3 separate regions of the Homo sapiens genome follow, and regions 1 and 2 are each linked to region 3. The links are chromatin contacts, found by Hi-C or POLR2A ChIA-PET in ENCODE. All regions are on one chromosome and are shown on one strand. The core of a region is the stretch at or near the end of the contact, and the rest is flanking DNA. Distances in the headings are between cores, read along the strand shown. Region 1 holds the start of MST1R (macrophage stimulating 1 receptor). Region 2 holds the start of TMEM115 (transmembrane protein 115). Region 3 holds the start of SEMA3F (semaphorin 3F).

Region 1 (2,803 bases), core at 288-2,787, 250 kb after region 3:
CCCCCTAAATTCAAGCTATTCTCCTGCCTCAGCCTCCCTAGTAGCTGGGATTACAGGCACCCACCACCACGCCCGGCTAATTTTTGTTTTTAGTGGAGATAGTTTCACCATGTTGGCCAGATCTGTCTGTTCACCATGTTGGTCTTGAACTCCTGACCTCAAGCGATCCACCCGCCTCGGCCTCCCAAAGTGCTGGGATTACAGGCGTGAGCCACCACGCCCGGTCACATATTTTATTTTAAAAACATTTTTAGCAGTTTTTTTGTTTTGTTGAGTTTTGTTATGTTGCCCAGGCTGGTCTTGAACTCCTAACCTCAAGCAATCCTCCTGCCTTGGCCCCTCAAAGGAGTGCTAGGATTACAGGCATGAGCCACGGTGCCCAGCCCAGAACTACATTCTCATTGAAGAGAATAAGATCCAGCAAGGCCTACAGAGCATGTTGGAAGTGTCCTGAGAGCCAAAGCCCATGATTCCTCCATATCAGGGGGGCACTGGGTAGAGCCAGGAAGGAAGGGGGAGTCCCCAAGGCCCATACTGTGGACCCCATTATACAGCTTCCATATACTGAGGCTGCAGAGGAGGTATGGGCCTCCACTTACGTGCCTCTCTGACTCTGAGGTCCAGTCAGCAAGGCCAGATCCCATCCTAAGACCCTTATGGCCCTGGGAGAGCAGGGCATAACACACCTTCCTCTGACACCATCTTGTCGCTGATAGCTCAGGAGAAGCACATGGAAGAATGGTCCCGGCCGGGCGCGGTGGCTTACGCCTGTAATCCCAACAGTTTGGGAGGCTGAGGCGGGCGGATCACCTGAGGTCAGGAGTTTGAGACCAGCCTGGCCAACACTGTGAATCCTGTCTCTACTAAAAATACAAAATTAGCCGGGTGTGGTGGTGCGCGCCTGTAATCCCAGCTATTCAGGAGGTTGAGACAGGAGGAGGTTGAGGCTGGAGAATCGCTTGAACCTGGGAGGCGGAGTTTGCAGTGAGCCGAGATCGCGCCACTGCAATCCAGCTTGGGCCACAGAGCAAGACTCCTTCTCAAAAAAAAAAAAGGACAGTCCTTTCCCACAAAGGGTGGCGCCCCATAACATCTCTTGTAAGTGCCCCACATCTCCCCTCTGGTCTTCCACACAATCCTGGTCTCTGTTCTCCACATGGTGGGCCCCCAGGCCACCTCTGGGCACCAGCCACTGAGGGTGTTGCTACTAAGTGCAAACTAGTTCCACCGCAAGCAAAGAGCCCAGTGTCCTGCCCCCCTTCTCGCTGCGAACCAGTCGGTAGTGGGGGGATGGGATGGGACGGCTCAGACTGGCTCACCTCTCTCCAGGCCACACCATGCACATCCACCCACAGGCCGCTGAGAAAAAGGCGCCAAGACGCCAGGTGAAGGTACAGGAGCCAGGCCTCCAAGGGCCGGAAGAGTCGGATGGGCGGAGGGCCTGGGCTAGGCCAAGCCTTCCTCGCGGCCCCGCCCCCACGGCCCGACTCCGCCCGCCCAGCCCGGCGCCCTCGGGTCGGCTGAGCGCTAAGCGCCAGTGTACAGCGGCGGCTGGGGCGGCAGGTGAGGCGGCTGGGGCGTTGCTGTCGTGCGTCCGCAGGCGTCAGGTGCTCAGACCCGAGGGCCGGGAAGGGATTTGGGTTTCACAGGAACCTGGGGCGGGGGTCCGCTATCTTGGGGCTGTCGGGACCGCTGCTTAAATTTGGCCCAGTCCAGACCTCGAGTCGGGCCCCCAGCCAGGCCCACGCCCAGGTCCAGGCCCAGGCCGGTAGGGATCCTCTAGGGTCCCAGCTCGCCTCGATGGAGCTCCTCCCGCCGCTGCCTCAGTCCTTCCTGTTGCTGCTGCTGTTGCCTGCCAAGCCCGCGGCGGGCGAGGACTGGCAGTGCCCGCGCACCCCCTACGCGGCCTCTCGCGACTTTGACGTGAAGTACGTGGTGCCCAGCTTCTCCGCCGGAGGCCTGGTACAGGCCATGGTGACCTACGAGGGCGACAGAAATGAGAGTGCTGTGTTTGTAGCCATACGCAATCGCCTGCATGTGCTTGGGCCTGACCTGAAGTCTGTCCAGAGCCTGGCCACGGGCCCTGCTGGAGACCCTGGCTGCCAGACGTGTGCAGCCTGTGGCCCAGGACCCCACGGCCCTCCCGGTGACACAGACACAAAGGTGCTGGTGCTGGATCCCGCGCTGCCTGCGCTGGTCAGTTGTGGCTCCAGCCTGCAGGGCCGCTGCTTCCTGCATGACCTAGAGCCCCAAGGGACAGCCGTGCATCTGGCAGCGCCAGCCTGCCTCTTCTCAGCCCACCATAACCGGCCCGATGACTGCCCCGACTGTGTGGCCAGCCCATTGGGCACCCGTGTAACTGTGGTTGAGCAAGGCCAGGCCTCCTATTTCTACGTGGCATCCTCACTGGACGCAGCCGTGGCTGCCAGCTTCAGCCCACGCTCAGTGTCTATCAGGCGTCTCAAGGCTGACGCCTCGGGATTCGCACCGGGCTTTGTGGCGTTGTCAGTGCTGCCCAAGCATCTTGTCTCCTACAGTATTGAATACGTGCACAGCTTCCACACGGGAGCCTTCGTATACTTCCTGACTGTACAGCCGGCCAGCGTGACAGATGATCCTAGTGCCCTGCACACACGCCTGGCACGGCTTAGCGCCACTGAGCCAGAGTTGGGTGACTATCGGGAGCTGGTCCTCGACTGCAGATTTGCTCCAAAACGCAGGCGCCGGGGGGCCCCAGAAGGCGGACAGCCCTACCCTGTGCTGCGGGTGGCCCACTCCGCTCCAGTGGGTGCCCAACTTGCCA
Region 2 (2,978 bases), core at 350-2,849, 200 kb before region 3:
CTTGGACAAAGCTAGACCCTGTCTCAAAAAAAAAAAAAAAAAAAAAAGGGGGCAGGGGGACATGATTATACTCGAAGATTACTCATTGTTTATCTGGAATTCAAATTTGACTGAGCATCCTTATTTTGATTTGCTAAAACTGGCAACCTTACCCAGATGTGGCAACCAGTGGGAACCCAGACCCCAGAAAAAAAGCATCAGCACCCTTTTTAACCTGTAGGCCATGCACACATCAGCACACACTGAAATCAGTGGCTGAAAGGAAGGGATCCTGTGTTTTATAAAAGCACTTTGTCATAGAATTATTTTAATTATATGGACAGCTTTTTGTTTTGTTTTGAGACAAAGTTTCGCTCTTGTTGCCCAGGCTGTAGTGCAATGGCATGATCTTGGCTCACCGCAACCTCCGCCTCCCGGGTTCAAGCGATTCTCCTGCCTCAGCATCCCGAGTAGATGGGATTACAGGCATGTGCCACCACACCTGGCTAATTTTGTATTTTTAGTAGAGATGAGGTTTATCCATGTTGGTCAGGCTGGTCTCAAACTCCCGACCTCAGGTGATCTGCCCGCCTCAGCCTCCCAAAGTGCTGGGATTACAGGCGTGAGCCACCGTGCCCAGCCTATATGTACAGTTTTTTAAAAGTAACTCCATATACAAAAAAAAAAAAAAGACACAGAACACAACCTGTCAGAAGTCACTGTGGCGTGAAGTGGGACCAGAACAGGCCTAGCCCAGGCTTGTGGAGAGACCTGGCTTGTAGAGAGACCTCTCATCCTCCGCAGTTATCAGAAGTCCCTGGTGGGGAGGAGGGTCACTGAGGGCTGCCCAGCCTCGTCCCTATGCGGGAGGGAGCCCTAGGTTCGTGCTCCAGGTCCACCTCACTTGGAAAAAGGGCAACGTGAAATAACAAACAAAAAACTTTTCCAAGTGGGAGAAAACAAACAAAAAAAGGCAACATGTGCAGCACTCGCTGAGCACCCAGGGTGGACTGGCATTTTACACCCCTTTCCCCTTTGATTATTAGGACAGGAAGATCATGTCATCAGCTACATTTTATGGCCCATGAAACTGAGTTTCAAAAAGGTTCAGGAACTTAACCAACCAATGCCACACAGCCTCCGAGGCAGAGCAAGGGTTCCAGCCTGGGTCAGGTCCCATTCACCAGACCACGGAGGTTCTGTTTCTCACACAGTGACACCTACCCACACGCCAGCCAACAAGGACACACTCGCTCAGAGGTACACGCACAAATAGAGCTACTCTTCCTAGGGAATTCAGCAAGTGTGGGGGCTAGAGCTGTGTTGCTTCCCGAACCCTCACCGCCGCTTTCAGGGGTTAGAGATGCTAATTCATCCCTTCCCACCTCCTGAGAACCGACGGAAACGGTCCCTGAGAACTACAACTCCCAGCACACCCCGCGCTCACCACAACGGGACCGGTCCGTGCTCATGGCCTCCTGGGACTTGTAGTTCTAGCCAGAACCCTGTTCAACTCTTCCCCGGCTGCAACCAAGGACTCCGTATCCCAGCATGCAGAGGAGCCGGAAGACAGGCGCTTAGAGGACAGCCCGCTGCCGCCGGGGACGCGCAGGCGCAGCACCCCTGTTTGTCGGCCCCCCGAGAGAAGAGGTACGGTCGAAGCCAGGAGCCAGGCCGAGCGGGAGCTGACCAGGCTTGACTCGGGTACAGAACGAGGCACCAGTCCCCTTGCGAACCGAAGGGCCTCGCAGTGGATGGAGGAGGCCCAGCCCTGAGGTCAACGCCAACCAGGCTAGCCTGGCACGGGGCCTACAGGGTGGGTAGGCGGGCGTGCCGCAGCCGTCCAGGGCCTTCCCTCAGGTCCCGGGCGAGGGGCCTACGCTGCGGCCCGGCAACAAGGCCCGACTCGGCCCCTCGGGACCAGAGCCCCACCCGATCGGAAGCGGATCCTTTACCAGGGCCATAGGCCAGTGACTAGGCCGGGCCTGGGCCTCCCATCGGGGCCGGACTAGGACGAGGCCCCGGGGAGGCCCCTGGCCTACCAGACCCTTTTCTCAGGCCGACAGCCGCCAGGAAGATGCAACGTGCCCTGCCAGGCGCCCGCCAGCACTTGGGGGCCATTCTGGCCAGCGCCAGCGTGGTGGTGAAGGCTCTGTGTGCGGCGGTACTATTCCTCTACCTGCTCTCCTTCGCCGTGGACACAGGCTGCCTGGCGGTCACCCCGGGCTACCTCTTTCCTCCCAACTTCTGGATCTGGACCCTGGCCACCCATGGGCTGATGGAGCAGCATGTGTGGGACGTGGCCATCAGCCTGACAACGGTGGTGGTGGCCGGGCGTTTGCTGGAGCCCCTCTGGGGGGCCTTGGAGCTGCTCATCTTCTTCTCAGTGGTGAATGTGTCTGTAGGGCTGCTGGGGGCCTTCGCCTACCTCCTCACCTACATGGCTTCCTTCAACCTGGTCTACCTGTTCACTGTCCGTATCCACGGCGCCTTGGGCTTCCTAGGTGGCGTCCTGGTGGCACTCAAGCAAACCATGGGGGACTGTGTGGTCCTGCGAGTGCCCCAGGTGCGCGTCAGTGTGATGCCCATGCTGCTGCTGGCGCTGCTGCTCCTGCTGCGGCTCGCCACGCTGCTCCAGAGCCCGGCGCTGGCTTCCTATGGCTTCGGGCTGCTCTCCAGTTGGGTATATCTTCGCTTCTACCAGCGCCATAGCCGGGGCCGAGGGGACATGGCTGACCACTTTGCTTTCGCCACTTTCTTCCCTGAGATCCTGCAGCCTGTGGTGGGTTTGCTGGCGAACTTGGTGCACAGCCTCCTGGTGAAGGTAAAGATATGCCAGAAGACGGTGAAGCGCTACGATGTGGGTGCCCCATCCTCCATCACCATCAGCCTGCCAGGCACAGACCCTCAAGACGCCGAGCGGAGAAGGTACTGTGAAATTTTCCAAAATCTTGTCAAGCTAGGAGCATACTGGTCGAGTCACATGCCATCTGTTGAGG
Region 3 (3,112 bases), core at 393-2,892:
CCATCCCCCAACACCTCAAGGACCAGGAAGCAGAGCCACCCCAGCATAGCTGGGACTGAAACCCCCCTTTTGTGGCCAGGGTTTCCCAGTCAAGGTCACCTGAGCCTGGCTCCATCCTCCCCCCAAGGTATGCTGAGCAGCGAGGGGCTGAGGCTGGGTGGGCTGCCGCCTTCTCTCTGGCCCCTGCTTTCTCTCCGGCCCCCACCTCCCCACTTCCGGGCCTGGCTCCTTCGGAGCTGAAGGGGGAGCAGCAGGAGTAGGCATGCCTGTGCCCCCCGCCTGCCTAGACACTATACCCTACGGGGTCCTGGCACACCCCTTGGGTAGCCTGGGAAGAGGCCTCAGCTCCATCCAACTCCCTGGGCTGAGATGGGGCTCCCAACCCCTGGGTGCAGTTTTCCCTTCTCTGCAACTAGGATAACTACTGGGAGACTATCTGGGTGAATTCAGGAGGACAGAGGTCCCCAACCTGGCCCAGCTTCAGGGTGGACATACTGGTGTCTTTGGTTGGCGTCTCCCTTACCTCTCCCAAGCAGTAATGTTCTGGTGGCAAAACACAGCTATCTCAAAAATTAGGAGTTATTTATCCAGTGGGGCCCCCAGCCCCAGCTCCAGCCAACTCCCGCCAGCACTGCCTCATTCCTAGGCCAACTTTGATACCCTCCTGTCCCATCTGCTGGGGGCAACCCCGCCAAGCCCCCGCTGTCCCCTGCCCACTTCACCACTGGGACCCCTGGTTCAAACTAGGGATTGACCGCAGGCTCTCCAAGCTCACCTACACACTACATACAGCCGTGCCCCTAATCCAGGCAGGACTCTGCTGTAAAAGCAAACCCAAGGTGGCAGCTGGGGGTCAAGGGGCTGGCACAATGCTGGGAGAAATGCCTCAGGACTGGAGGTCCTCCCACTCTGCTGATGTGGGAGACCCCCCACGTGGGGACTGCCAGTATACCGCTTCCCTTCGGGCTGGCCAGTCCTCAAGTAGAGACACTGAGGTAGGGCAAGCGCATCTACGGGGAAGAGCGCTGCCTCGGGCGTTAATGGGAGAGAGAGCTGAGGCAGAAGGGGGATCGGAACTCCCGCTCCAGAAGCGTGAAGGTGGGGGTGTATGAGAGCACCCACCCAGAACCTTGCAGGAAAAAGTTGCTTTGCACATGGGTGACCCCGCAGGCCACATCATCCACACATCCATACGCCGCCCCGTAGGTAAGGGGTCCGGGCCTCCAGGACAGGTAAGAATCCCACCCCAGCCTTGTTGCCCCTATGTCCGCGGGCAGCCCCCCGGCTCGACGAGACCCGCTCCCCGGACACTTCTGCGGAGTTGCAGTGCCGCGGGTCCCAGAGGGGTCGCGGGGTGGCCCGGCCGCCTGCCCGCTCCCTCCCGGTTCCCGCTGCACTCACCTCTTCCGCAGCGGCGGGGCCTGGGCGCCCGGGCGGCGGCGGCGGCACGGAGCGGCTCCCGTTGGGCCGGTCCGCGCTAGCGGCCCCCCGGGGCCATGGCCCTGCCCGCGACCTCTCGCCGCTGCGCCTCAGCCGGGATCGGCGCCGCGGCCGCGGCTTAACCGGTTCCGCGGGCTTCGGGCGCGTCAGCAGCCGAGGGCCCGGGCCCCAGCCCGGGCCATGGGAAGGCTCAGGGGCGCTCGGGGCCGCCTCCCCTGGGGTGGGCTGCGGGCGCCCCCTGGCCGGCGCGCCGAGGGCGCATTCCCCAGCGCGGGGCGCGGGCGGTGGCGCGCACTCGGCTTCGAAGCGCTGCGCTCTCCTGGCTGCTGGACCCGGGCCGGGCGGCCGCGCTGGGCTGCACGGTTCCTCGCGGCGTACCCAGGTCCTGCGCTGCGCTCGGGGCTCTCCGGACCGCCGCGGTTCGTTCGCTCGCTCTGGTCTCGCGGCCGCCGGCGGGACGGGGCGCTCAGAGCCGCGCGGGGAGCGCCGGCAATTGGCCGCCCGTGGGCGACATTTGCATAGCGCAGCCCCGCCCCGCCCGGCCCGCCCAGCCCCACCCCCGGGGCGGGACCCGCCCAGCCACCGCCCCGCCCCCGCTCCACCTGTCCGTGGGCCGGGCTCAGGGTTCCCAGGCGGTGGGCACCCCGCGCCGGGGGAGACTAGTCTGCACCCCTCGCCCCCGCCCCCGCTTCGCGGGCGGCGCCCCCGCCCCGCCCTGGCTTTGTCTCTCTGTGAATACACCGCACACATCGCGCCTGGTGTTTACCCGGGCATTCAACTCCCTGGCGAGAAGGGCTGCAGCGCCAGGGAGCAACGAGCCTGCGCTCACCTGAGCACCCCCTTCCGCGTCCCTCATTCCCACTCGCCGCCGGCCGTGCCCCTGGTCCCGTGCGTGGGCCCCGCGGCGCAGGACCCCTGACTGCCCGGGCTGCTCAGCAGGTGGCGGTGCAGCCCCTGGGACGGCTGGCACCGCCGGACCTTCCCGCGGGCTCAGCCTCCAGCCTAGGCCAGGTCGGGGGCAGCCCAGCCACACAGCTCTCTCCAGCCATTCAACGACTCCCCGTGATCGCCTCAATCGCCAGCCCTTATTTCAGGCCAGCAGCTCCCACAGACTCTCCTTATAGTTCCATACCTTAGAGAGGCCAGATCAGCTAGCACCTTCTCTCCTCAAGGGGACATTTGCTTTCAAATGGCCTGGTGATGAGCCAATGGCTCAGCAACTGAGAAGGGCCTACCGTGACCCCAGGAAGGGACCCTCTGCCCAACCCAACTTTCCAAGGTCATGGCCTCACCACCAGGACCACTTCTCAGCCCTGCCCCGGGCACCCTGCGGAGGCTCCCAGGGGCGTTGGCCCTTTGTCCTCTCCTTCATCCTCTTCCTGTTCTGTCTTCTGTGCCCTCCTCTTTCTCCTCTTTCCTTTCTCCTCTTCTCCCTCTGCCTCTCCTTCCTTCTCCCCTCTCTTCTCCCTCTTCCTCTCTCCTCTTCTCCCTCTTTTCCATCTCCCTCCTTTTCCTCCTTCTCCTCTCTTCTCCTGGATTTTTCCTTCTCTGCCCTCTCCTCCTCTCCCTTCTCTTCCTCCACCCCATGCATTTCCTTCTCTTCTTCCTCCTCCTTCTTCCTGCTCTTTACCCTCTTCCTCCTTTCTCTTTTTCTTCTCACTCCTCCTCTCCG

Evidence for each region. Hi-C counts contacts between places; a loop is a spot of excess contacts on that map. ChIA-PET counts read pairs that join two places held with the same protein, here RNA polymerase II (POLR2A). Pooled maps may share reads with other maps.
Region 1: a loop to region 3 is called in a pooled map, with 5 times the contacts of the local background. The contact joins the promoter of MST1R here to the promoter of SEMA3F in region 3. A Hi-C loop is called at or near these places in 3 of 50 pooled maps. POLR2A ChIA-PET finds 5 or more read pairs at or near these places in 2 of 52 experiments (RWPE1 and WTC11).
Region 2: a pooled map shows a loop between it and region 3 (2.8-fold over the local background). The contact joins the promoter of TMEM115 here to the promoter of SEMA3F in region 3. A Hi-C loop is called at or near these places in 6 of 50 pooled maps. POLR2A ChIA-PET finds 5 or more read pairs at or near these places in 4 of 52 experiments (AG04449, CD8-positive, alpha-beta memory T cell, HCT116 and 1 more).

Annotation. Positions count from the first base shown.
Region 1 is chr3:49,902,607-49,905,409 of GRCh38, reverse strand. MST1R (macrophage stimulating 1 receptor) reads left to right here and starts at 1,537. Exons shown (of 20, transcript NM_002447.4): 1 at 1,537-2,803. The coding sequence starts at 1,801. RefSeq lists enhancers at 492-1,164, 1,153-1,202, 1,839-2,512, 2,513-2,803 and a silencer at 1,393-1,612.
Region 2 is chr3:50,358,142-50,361,119 of GRCh38, reverse strand. TMEM115 (transmembrane protein 115) reads left to right here and starts at 1,599. Exons shown (of 2, transcript NM_007024.5): 1 at 1,599-2,907. The coding sequence starts at 2,057. LOC127898564 (CYB561D2-LOC101928965) reads right to left here. Exons shown (of 5, transcript NR_183066.1): 3 at 2,444-2,978. RefSeq lists enhancers at 1,380-1,679, 1,406-2,296.
Region 3 is chr3:50,153,854-50,156,965 of GRCh38, reverse strand. SEMA3F (semaphorin 3F) reads right to left here and starts at 1,642. Exons shown (of 19, transcript NM_004186.5): 1 at 1,402-1,642. LOC124909484 (basic proline-rich protein-like) reads right to left here and starts at 2,296. Exons shown (of 2, transcript XM_047449434.1): 1 at 2,270-2,296; 2 at 1,177-1,905. The coding sequence starts at 2,296. The coding sequence ends at 1,177. SEMA3F-AS1 (SEMA3F antisense RNA 1) reads left to right here and starts at 881. Exons shown (of 4, transcript NR_135301.1): 1 at 881-1,232. RefSeq lists silencers at 1,658-2,127, 2,158-2,297, 2,308-2,367.